Regions from separate parts of the Mus musculus genome. Here region 1 is linked to region 2. The links are chromatin loops, found by intact Hi-C in ENCODE. Cell type or tissue: heart. All regions are shown on one strand.

What was found. A loop is a pair of places that touch in the nucleus more often than their neighbours do. Peaks named below come from ENCODE experiments on the same cell type or tissue, not always from the same donor. Only the 100,000 strongest peaks of a DNase experiment are listed, where the experiment ranks them.
Region 1: a loop joins it to region 2, with 3 times the contacts of the local background. A loop is called at or near these places in 3 of 42 quality-filtered maps.

Annotation. Positions count from the first base shown.
Region 1 is chr2:29,051,458-29,056,457 of GRCm38, reverse strand. It overlaps Cfap77 (cilia and flagella associated protein 77), which reads left to right and starts at 1,392. Exons shown (of 6, transcript NM_001166705.1): 1 at 1,392-1,644. The coding sequence starts at 1,450. In heart, CTCF peaks have their summits at 2,436 (motif pointing right) and 3,263 (motif pointing right); DNase peaks (open chromatin) are centred at 1,357, 2,007, 2,217 and 3,327; H3K4me3 peaks cover 1,415 bases; H3K27ac peaks cover 702 bases; H3K27me3 peaks cover 955 bases.
Region 2 is chr2:28,827,384-28,832,383 of GRCm38, reverse strand. Gtf3c4 (general transcription factor IIIC, polypeptide 4) reads left to right here. Exons shown (of 5, transcript NM_172977.3): 3 at 1,752-1,882; 4 at 4,818-4,906. Among named protein-coding and RNA genes, the nearest start is that of Gtf3c4, 10 kb to the left of the region's middle. In heart, a CTCF peak has its summit at 2,916; no DNase peak of the experiment used is centred here.

The DNA.
Region 1 (5,000 bases), 220 kb before region 2:
CACCCCGAGCCATCTCCCCGGCCTTATTTTCAGATATTCTTACTCAGTGAACCAAACCTGATGATCTTTTTCAGTTTCCCTCCATTTGATTCCAGAGTCAGACACTATTGATCTAATCCATATTTTTTTTTTCTTTCGAGGTGGGAGGAAGTGTCCAACAGGGAAACTGGCTTGGGACCACCCACTGAATTAGCATTGACCTCAAGCCTAAGAATGCATATTTCTATTGCAGTACGACTGTGTTAGTACCATATCCCAGAGAGAGAGAGAGAGAGAGAGAGAGAGAGAGAGAGAAGAAGAAGAAGAAGAAGAAGAAGAAGAAGAAGAAGAAGGAAGAAGGAAGAAGGAGGAGGAGGAAGAAGAAGAAGAAGAAGAAGAAGAAGAAGAAGAAGAAGAAAGGAAGGAAGAAGAAGGAGGAGGAGAAGGAGGAGGAGAAAGAAGAGGAGGAGGAGGAGGAAGAGAAGAAGAAGAGAAGAAGAAAAGAAGGAGAAAAGAAGAAGAAGAAAGGAAGGAAGAAGAAGGAGGAGGAGAAGGAGGAGGAGAAAGAAGAGGAGGAGGAGGAGGAAGAGAAGAAGAAGAGAAGAAGAAAAGAAGGAGAAAAGAAGAAGAGAAGAAAAGAAGGAGAAAAGAAGAAGAAAAGAAGAAGAGAAGAAGAAGAAAAGAAGGAGAAAAGAAGAGAAGAAGAAAAAAGGAGAAAAGAAGAAGAAAAGAAGGAGAAAAGAAGAAGAAAAGAAGAAAAGAAGAAGAAAAGGAGAAAAGAAGAAGAAAAGAAGAAGAAGGAGAAGGAGGAGGAGGAGGAGGAGGAGGAGGAGAAGAAGAAGAAGAAGAAGAAGAAGAAGAAGAAGAAGAAGGAAGAAGAAGAAGAAGAAGAAGAAGAAGAAGAAGAAGAAGAAGAAGAAGAAGAAGAAGAAGAAGAAGGAAGAAGAAGAAGAAGAAGAAGAAAAGATTCCCTTGGGAGGGAACTGTAACTAGAGTAGGGTAGTTAGAGGGTGGAAGCCAAGGATAAGTGATCCTCTAAAACCTCTTCTCTTTTAACACAACCTAGATTTGATTCTTGGGTTTTTCTATGTTGATTTGAGACAGGTCTAAAAGGTCTCTGTGGTTGCTAAGAATTTCTAGAAAGAAAACCGGAAGCTCTTGAGCTGTTGGCGTCTTGTCACCAAGGAGACGGGACGTTCCATTTTTCCGAAAGGGGTAGTGTAGACACTCTTCCCTCTCTCAGTCTGCTGCGAGGTGCCCAAATCACTCCGAAGAACTGGCGGGGTTTAAGCTTTGGACAGAGGCTCCGCAGGTGGGCGCGCTCTGCTCCGGAGCCTGCCTTGCCGCGAGGTGCACCCCAGGGTCCCCGTGGTGCAGCCCGGAGCGCGCGCTCGCTCGGGGCTGGAGTCCTCAGACAGCGCAGAACTCTGTGGGCTTTGCAGCCAAGGTCTAATCCCGGAGGCCCCTGGGATGCCTGATCCGGCGAAACCCGGGAAAGACCTCACGGCATGGAAAAAGAAGAAGCAGCCCGTGCATCGCACGGTCAGCCAGATCTGCCCGCCGCCCCGACGGCCGCTGACGGTGGTCGACATCCGTACGGGCATGGAGAACGAAAGGCTGGGGGTCGTGCGTGACTCCATGTTTCAGAACCCGCTCATCGTCAAGGTGAGCGCCTGGGCACGATCATCCCCTCCGCGGGCACCGACGCCGCCGATGGGTTCCAGCTGCTGAACTCTCGGGACCCGGGGCCCAGGGTTTGGGCGCAGTGTAGGAAACTTGCTCTGGGTGAAACAGGCCTCCTGGACCCTCTGCAGTCGTAGCCAGTCCAGGAACCTCAGTGTCCTCAAGTGGCACACGTTAGCGGGGTCTTTCCCCACTACTGGGAAAGACTATGGATAGGGCAATCTCTACCGGGCTCGTACCCACAGGGTGACAGACAGGTCTCAGGCACCCATCCATGCCCTTGCCACCCAAGATCCATCTTCCCCAGCACCTCTGGTCTACTATGCAGCAGGTGCTCTGGGACTGACTGTCGGGAAAGTATCACAACACCATCTTAAGTGTGCTGGGGGTGTGAGATTCAAAGCCCTCTAGGAGGCGTGGCTGGCACTTGCGTGGGAGCAGCGTTTATAGACAGATCACTTTCCCTTTCGGTGCTGGTCCTCCGCACTTTTGTCTGTTTTCCTGTCTGGCTAAAAACTACACTTGGGCCGGGCGTGGTGGGGCACGCCTTTAATCCCAGCACTTGGGAGGCAGAGGCAGGCGGATTTTTGAGTTCGATACCAGCCTGGTCTACAAAGTGAGCTCCAGGACAGCCAGGGCTATAGAAAAACCCTGTCTCGAAAAACAAAAACAAAAACAAAACCCAAAAAAAACCTACACGTGGCCGTGGCTCTGCCTCTTTAGGCGCCGGGAGACCGAAAAAGTAAAGTTGAAGTTTAGTGGCGCAAATTTATCTTGTGCCGCTAGAGGGCAGTGTGCTTCTAAAAATTGACCTCGGTTTCCAGGTTCCATAGAGGTATGGGCATGCTGATGGGTTCTTTGACTATAGGCAGACCTATATTGTTAGACCTTTCTGGGCTAATTAATGCTCCCAGGAGGACAGAAGCTAGATACAGGGAACCCATGAAGCAGCATCCTTAGCACTGGCCCCTCTGAGATGTTTCCACAGTGGAACAAGTTTTGCTTACTTCTTGGATTCCTGATCTTAGCAGGTACCTGGGACAGAGAGTTGGAATTCACTGCCTTAGGCCAAGGAGGAAATCAAGGCCTATCAGTGCCTATCAATGGGTGTCCTGATAAAATTCCAACAGTGCTTTTATCTATCTATCTATCTATCTATCTATCTCCCAAATGCTGCCCTCTCCCGACCCCTGTCCTCCCTCGAAGAGTTCCTCTCTCTTCCCCTCCCCTCTGAGAGGGCAGTCCCCCCTCCGTATCTCCCTGCCCTGGTGCATCAAGTCCAACATTGCTTTAATCAGGTGTCACTAGTGTGCAGCTCCTTATATGAGAGGAAGGGCATTATAGAGTCACTTCCACAGTGAATTCTTGTGTAACGTTCACTCCAGGTGGCACATATATAACTGCATGCACTTGTATATATATAGGCCACACATGTGTTATATATTGCTCACTATATGTTTAGCATTTGTATGTAGGTGTATAAACTACAATGTGTGTAAATACAATATGTGAATGCCGCCCCCCTTCCCCTTTGCCTTCTCCCTGGTTAATCAAGGGCAGCATTTGGCCTGTAGGTGGCGCTAACTTAACAGCCTCCAGGAGGAATTCCATCCTTGTTTCTAGAGCTGGAGTTTAGAATGATCATGTTTTTAAAAATATGAGTGATGATTGCTCCACCAGTGGGGTTCTGTTTTCAGGCTGTCCTGGTCCCTGGTGACCAATGGCAGGGGCCACATCCTGATGCGCTTTGGTGACAGGGCTTGGGACACTCTGGTACAAGTGGCACCAGGGGGCAGTCTTTTCCTCCAATTGTTTTTGGTGTTTGAAACTCAGCTAACTGTTAGGATGATGATGTCCGCATTCAGTATTTACCCCTTCCTGTAAGATCTTCCGTCAAAACTCAGCCTGTATAAAAGTTGCCAGAGAGAGAATGTGAAAAAGAAGCCAGCTTCTCCCTGTTGCAGATACTCCTTATAAACCAGTGCATGGGGAAATGTCTGCAAGGCTTTGACGCCAGTTTCTGACAGAGCTGGCTTAAAAGCCACGCCTAAAAGCCCAGCACAACTTTCTCTATGTGAAAAAACAAATTGAATTCTGAAACACGGGGTGGGGGAGACTTAAAGAAAATGGAAATATTACAAGTAGTTAGGGGTTTAGAACATCAAAAAATATGTATACAGTTCTGTCATTTTGATTGAGTTTGATTTATAGGTTCCTTTAAGGGGGTGCCAGTTTTGCTGGCCCCACTGTTGGGGTGAATAGCTTCCTCATCATGTGGGTGCTCTTGGGTCTGAGTGTCTTTGGGGAAATACTGGGAACTGAGGTGTATTTTAGCCTTGTCTGTTCCTGGGCCTAAAGAAGTACATCTCTATGAGAGGAATCCATCACCCTAGAAATATTGACTCTCCTCATGGATAGGTCCCATGATTGTTTGTTTCTTCTCCCTCCCCCCTCCTCTTCTTCCCCTTCCTCCCCCTCTTCCTCCTCTCCCTCCTCCTCTTCTTCTTCCTCTTTCATTTTCTACTTCAAATACAGAGACACTGGCTGAAGAAACCTAACCCCAGTATTTTCTACCCGTGGAATTTACCAGACTGTATCTGCATCAGTTATTCAAAACCATGACTTCATGAAGCCACGGCAACCAGAGGAAAAGGAGAAACCTCAGGTTTGCTAGCAGGTGTTTTATCTATAAACACTCAGCAGCTGGTCTCGTCCTGAAACCCAAGCCAACTGCTGATTTAATGGCAATTAATTGAGTCAAGATGGTGTTTTATGCAACCACAAAAAATAATGTAAATAGTTTTCATTGGCAAGGGCTTCTCCATTGTCAAGTGCTGTGCAGCCAGCCAGCTTTCCTTCCGCGAAACTCTCTGGGAAGCCTAAAATTAAATTGAGAAAGAACCCAGCTTCTCATTTCCCTAGAATCCTGAGACTCAACATAGAATCCTGCCACAATAGCCTTCGAGGCTCCCTCACAAAACCTGTCAGAGCATACCCTTCCCGCCGCAGCAACTTGGCTGATATCCTGTCAATACAATTACGGGGAGAGACGGCACAGTTTGCTCCACTGACAGCTTTGAGTCTTCTGTCGCCCCAGAGAGGCAGGCTGCAGTACAGGGGTGGGATTGACTGAATCCAGCACCCTCGGAACGTACAAATGATCAGGGCACCTGATTTTTTTCATAATTTATTACCGACTTTGTTTTTTTGTTCCTGTGGGGGTTTATGTCACAAATAAGAAGATCGTACATTTGTAAAATAAAGTCATAGAATCAAGCATTTGAGGCTAGTAGGAAGTTTGCTGACATCAAATGTATCTCCTTTTGGGAGGCTTAGGT
Region 2 (5,000 bases):
AACCTGTTTTCACCCCCAGCTGCCCCACTTCCCCTTCTCCTAGTTCCTGCCATGGCTTGTTAATAGTTAATACCACAGGCCTATTGTATATTTGTTTATGCCTCATAAGTGTATCTGTGCTTTATATATAAAAAAGTAGCAATTTTTATTCCCCTCCTTGAGAAGTATTGTCACTGAGAATGCAGGAGTTAAACTAAACAGTTGACTTTGGTGATTGAGGCCACAAAGAATAAGTAGAAGCAGTTCTTCCTCACATAGAACTTAGGCCCAACTCTGCCCTACTTGAGAACACTGGACAGCGTCACTGCTTCACACATGGGATGCTATGCTTGTCTGGATAAGAGATGTTTGTCCTTGATGTGAAGGACTATAAATGAATTCTGAAAGCCAAAAAATTTAGACCAAGAAGTAATTTAAATTTGTGAATTAAGCTGGATATGGTAGTGCATGCCTCCAATACATAAGAGGCAGAGGCAGGAAGATCTCTGAGTTTGAGGCTAGCCAGGGCTACGTAGTGAGACCCTCTCAAACACAAACACACACAAATGTGTAAGTTATATATGAAGAATTGAAATGACTAGCTCAAATTAGCAGTTAAGATGCCCTTTGAGATTTGGGTGAGTTAATTAACCAAATTACTAAATCTTGTAAACTGCCAGAAGAGGTAAAGCATAAATACATTAAAACCTGGGAAGGACATGAGTTATTAATAAAAGAAGTGGCTTAAGGGTTGGTGTATATATACCCCATGCCTATAAGGCAGTATGGTGTGTGTGTGGCCGGGGGGGGGGGGGGTCAGCAAATAATAAAATAGACATAGATTTTTTCAGACATTTTTCTTAGAGAATGTAATCTTAAACCAGGTCTGGAAGCACAGGCCTGTTGTCTAATCCAGCTATTCCAGAGGCTGAGGTAGGAGTAAGTATAGCAAATTCAAGACTGTCTGGACAGCTTACTGCCACCCTGTCATAGAATTAAACATTGAAAGAGACAGGTATGGAGTTCAGTGGTAGCAGTGCCTGCAAGGCCCCACATTCAGTCTCACCACCACCACCACCACTCTTAGTAAGGCCAAGAACAGCACCTATTTCTCCCATGCTGGGTCACTCACGGTTATCTCAGGTGCTACTAGGCCAGTCTGTCTTAGAGCCCTCAGAAGGGGAAGTAACTTTAACTCTGACAAAAGACTAAACTTTGTGGGCTGGAGGGAAGGGTCTGCAGTTATAAATACCTCCTGCTCTTCTAGAGGACCCAGGGTATTCTAGTGCCCACTTGGTGATTCACAGCCACTGTAGCTCCAGCTACAAGGGCTCCTCTGTGGGCACCTGCACACAAGTGGCACACATACAAACAAAATCTTAAAAAGAAATGTTTTTAAAGACTATACATTTCTATGTTTTTACAGACGTCACATTTTTCACTAGGGAGATTATGGATTTCCTTTTGAAAGCACCATAAGTAAAAACTATAAACTACTAAAACAGCCAAAACAAAGCAAGAAAGGAGAGCTTGATTTTTAGAGGTTTCTCCCTTGAGTAAAGTCCACCTTACTGGTTGAGGTCGCTGGATCTGTTTACTTTTCTTTGCTGTTAATACTGGTTGAAGGTGCAGGTTTTGAGCTCTTTGGGCAGCAGCTTAGCTGTAGAGGTATACCTCTACTATCCTGGCACAATCCTGTATTCATTGTGAGTAGCCTTCACTCCCAGAAACCCATATTCGCTCTTCACTCTGCACCTGTGATGTCTTACCAGGTCTTGATTGGACATATCTCCAAGAAGATGAACAAACAGACCTTCCCTGAGCGCTGCAGTCTGTGTAAGGAGATCTTACCATTCACAGATCGCAAGCAAGCTGTTTGTTCCAATGGGCACATCTGGCTCCGGTAAGCCTCCAGGGCTGCTCACCCTCATGGCTCAGTTTTGTGCAGCACGGAACCACCGGTCAGGGCCCTTCTGCTTGATGGGTACAACTGTCTGTGCTTGCTTGGACTGCCATTTGCCTTGCAGGGTTGAGGTCGTAGATTATACTTGTGTGCCTTTTTTGGCTATGTTTCATAGTAACAGGCATTGGAGAGGAGATGAGAGGGCATCAGAAAGAATAATCAGAATGCTCTGTGTGTGTGTGAAGTTGTCAGATGGCAAAAACAATAGTTTTCATAATGAAAGAATGCTGTCCTGTTAGTCTGGCCTTAGAGGTGACCTTGGTGAGCCCTCAATTTTGCTCCCTCCATGAGATGTGTCATCACCTTCTCCCAAGACACCATGCTTCCTACTTTTCCTCCAGCCTCTGACTTCATTTCTGGTTGTGCAGCTCCTATGTCATCTCCACAGTGCCTATCCTTAGGCCTAGCCTTTGGTCACACACGATTACTAAAGTGTTCTCTTACTACTGGTTGTACACAGATACACCTGCATCTGCTTCAGTCAAGACTTGCAAGTTAACTTCCTGCCTGCTTGGCATCTTTATTTAAGTGTTGCTGCGGGACTTCATGTGGAATCAAACCCTGACTTCATTTTTGCCTCCATAGCCCTCTCCCAGACCCTGACATTGTTCATGCACATGATGACAGCTATCGTCCACCTGGGCCTGCTGTTCCCATACTTCAGCCCTCAGTCAGTTCTCTGCAGTTGTAGTTATGACACTCAGTCTTTGTCTGCTCTTGTCACAGCAGTCCTCAGTACTCTCCACTAGGGCTGGGGTGTGGGTCTCTGAGAGCACACTTCTAGCATTTGCAAGGTACAGAACCAACAAAAGCTCTCCAAGAGCTAACCGTCTGATGGGAAAGCTAAAACTCTTTCAGAGACTTGCAGCCTCTCACAGCCTGTTCTTGCCTCTTCACGACCTCATGTCTGCTCTGAGCTCAGGAGAACTGGCCACCTGCTCAGGTCAGTATGGCCTCCTGCTGGCTGGCATCTGCAGGGACACAGTCGGTTTCCTAATGCTCCCTCAGCTTCTCTCACATATGCACGTGCTCCACCTAGTGCTAGGATTCCTTTGCTTTGCTGCTTTTTCCTTATAACCCATTTCATTCTTTTTGTTGTTTGTTTGTTTGATTGTTTTTTTAAAGGCTGGGTTTTCCTGAAGCTCAAGCTGGCCTTGAACTCAGAAAGCTCTGCCTGCTGAGTGCTGGGATCAAAGGCATGCATCACCACACAAGGCACTTTTATACCTTTGCCTAATACCCTTCCTTAGGACTAGGCACTTGTGTGAGCGCAGAAGTCTAAAGCAGTGTCTGCTACTACTCAGCAGAAATGTTAGATTTATCTAACTAAAGCAGGCCTATACGACACATAGCATTTACTCATTTTCTTTCTTATTTTGTTGACAGATCTCTCCATATTGTTAGGCTGGCCTCAAACATAAAAATCCTCCTGCCTCAACCTCCTAGGCATGTGCCACAATGTCTAACCAGGCTTCCATTTTCTCTTTTAGGGGTGGCAGAGGGAGTTAAAACACAGTTTCTCTTTGTAGCCCTGGCTGTCCTCACTCTGTAGACCATGTAGGTCTCAACTTAAGAGATGTGCTTGCCTCTGCTCCCAAGTTCTGGGACTAAAGGTGTGCGCCACCACTGCCCAGCCAGAAGTCAGTTCTTAACAGAGGTAGAACCGGGGCTTTCCATCATATCGGTGCTCTCGGATTGCTTCTCTCATGGACACATTTGCTTTTTAGTTTGTTCAGACTTTTTTCCTTGAAGGGAGAGAACAGTGGCAGGCAGTCTAATACTGGGTGAGTTTTAGGCTTGTCATCAAAGTACCATCTGTTGAGCAGCCAGCTTGCTAGACAGATTGGGACAGATGTGCAGCCATCAAGTGACTGTATCCTCACAGGGGATTTTATCTTCAGTACCTAAAGAGAAGGGGGGTGGAGTGGGGGTGTACATGGTGTGTGGTCTATGTTCACTCTGTGTGTAGAATCCTCTATCACTCTCCACTTTATAGTGCTGCTGCAAAGCCCCTTTCTGGACTAGACCTCACGCTTTTCTGCTAGGTTGCCTGACAACAGGCCCCAGTGATTCTATCTCTGTCCTGCTCTGTACTGGACTATAGATGCCAGTGGGAACCCAAATGACTTGTTACATCAGTGCTGGAGTCGCTTACACAGCGAGCGCTCGTACCTTCAGAGCTATCTCTCCACCCCAGTGCCTAAGGCAGTGGTTCTCAACCTTCCTGATGCTCTGACCCTTTAATACATTTCCTCATTTTGAGGTGACCCACAATCATAAAATTATTTATATTGCTACTTCATAACTAATTTTGCTAGTTATGAATCACTATTGATAGTTACATTATCTGTTTTCCAATGGTCTTAGGTAACCTCTGTGAAAGGACTGTTCAACACCTTTCCTAGGTCTCAAACTACAGGATGAGAACAGCTGACCTAAGGGCTCTTTCCTTTGGTTTTTTGGTTTTTTTTGTTTCTCGAGACAGGGTTTCTCTGTGTAGTCCTGGCTGTCCTGGAACTCACTCTGTAGACCAGGCTGGCCTCGAACTCAGAAATCCGCCTGCCTTTGCCTCCCAAATGTTAGGATTAAAGGCGTGCGCCACCACTACCCAGCTAACCTAAGGGCTCTTAAAGATGTTTTGTATACCTTATCTTGAAAAGTAAAGAGAGTGACTTTGCATATGATATGTTTGCATATGATATGTTTATAATACCAAGAATGCAGTTAGGGAGGAGTGCTTCTAGGACTTTCTGCAGAGAGGTTCTGTGTCTCTTCAGAGAGTGCTGGTATAGATTTGGTCACACAGAGGAAAACATTGCCCTAGTAACTGTGGGCCCAGGGAGCGTCCTCTGACTGGGCTCCTGTCTTCTTTCAGGTGCTTTCTAACCTACCAGTCCTGCCAGAGCTTGATATACAGACGGTGTTTGCTCCATGACAGCATCGCCAGGCATCCTGTTCCAGAAGGTGAGTGCTGGCCTAGCCTTGGGGTGGGGTGGAGTCACTTAGTGTCCTGCTCTTGGTTGGGAACAGAATGAGTGTGCTCTCTGCAGTTAGGGTG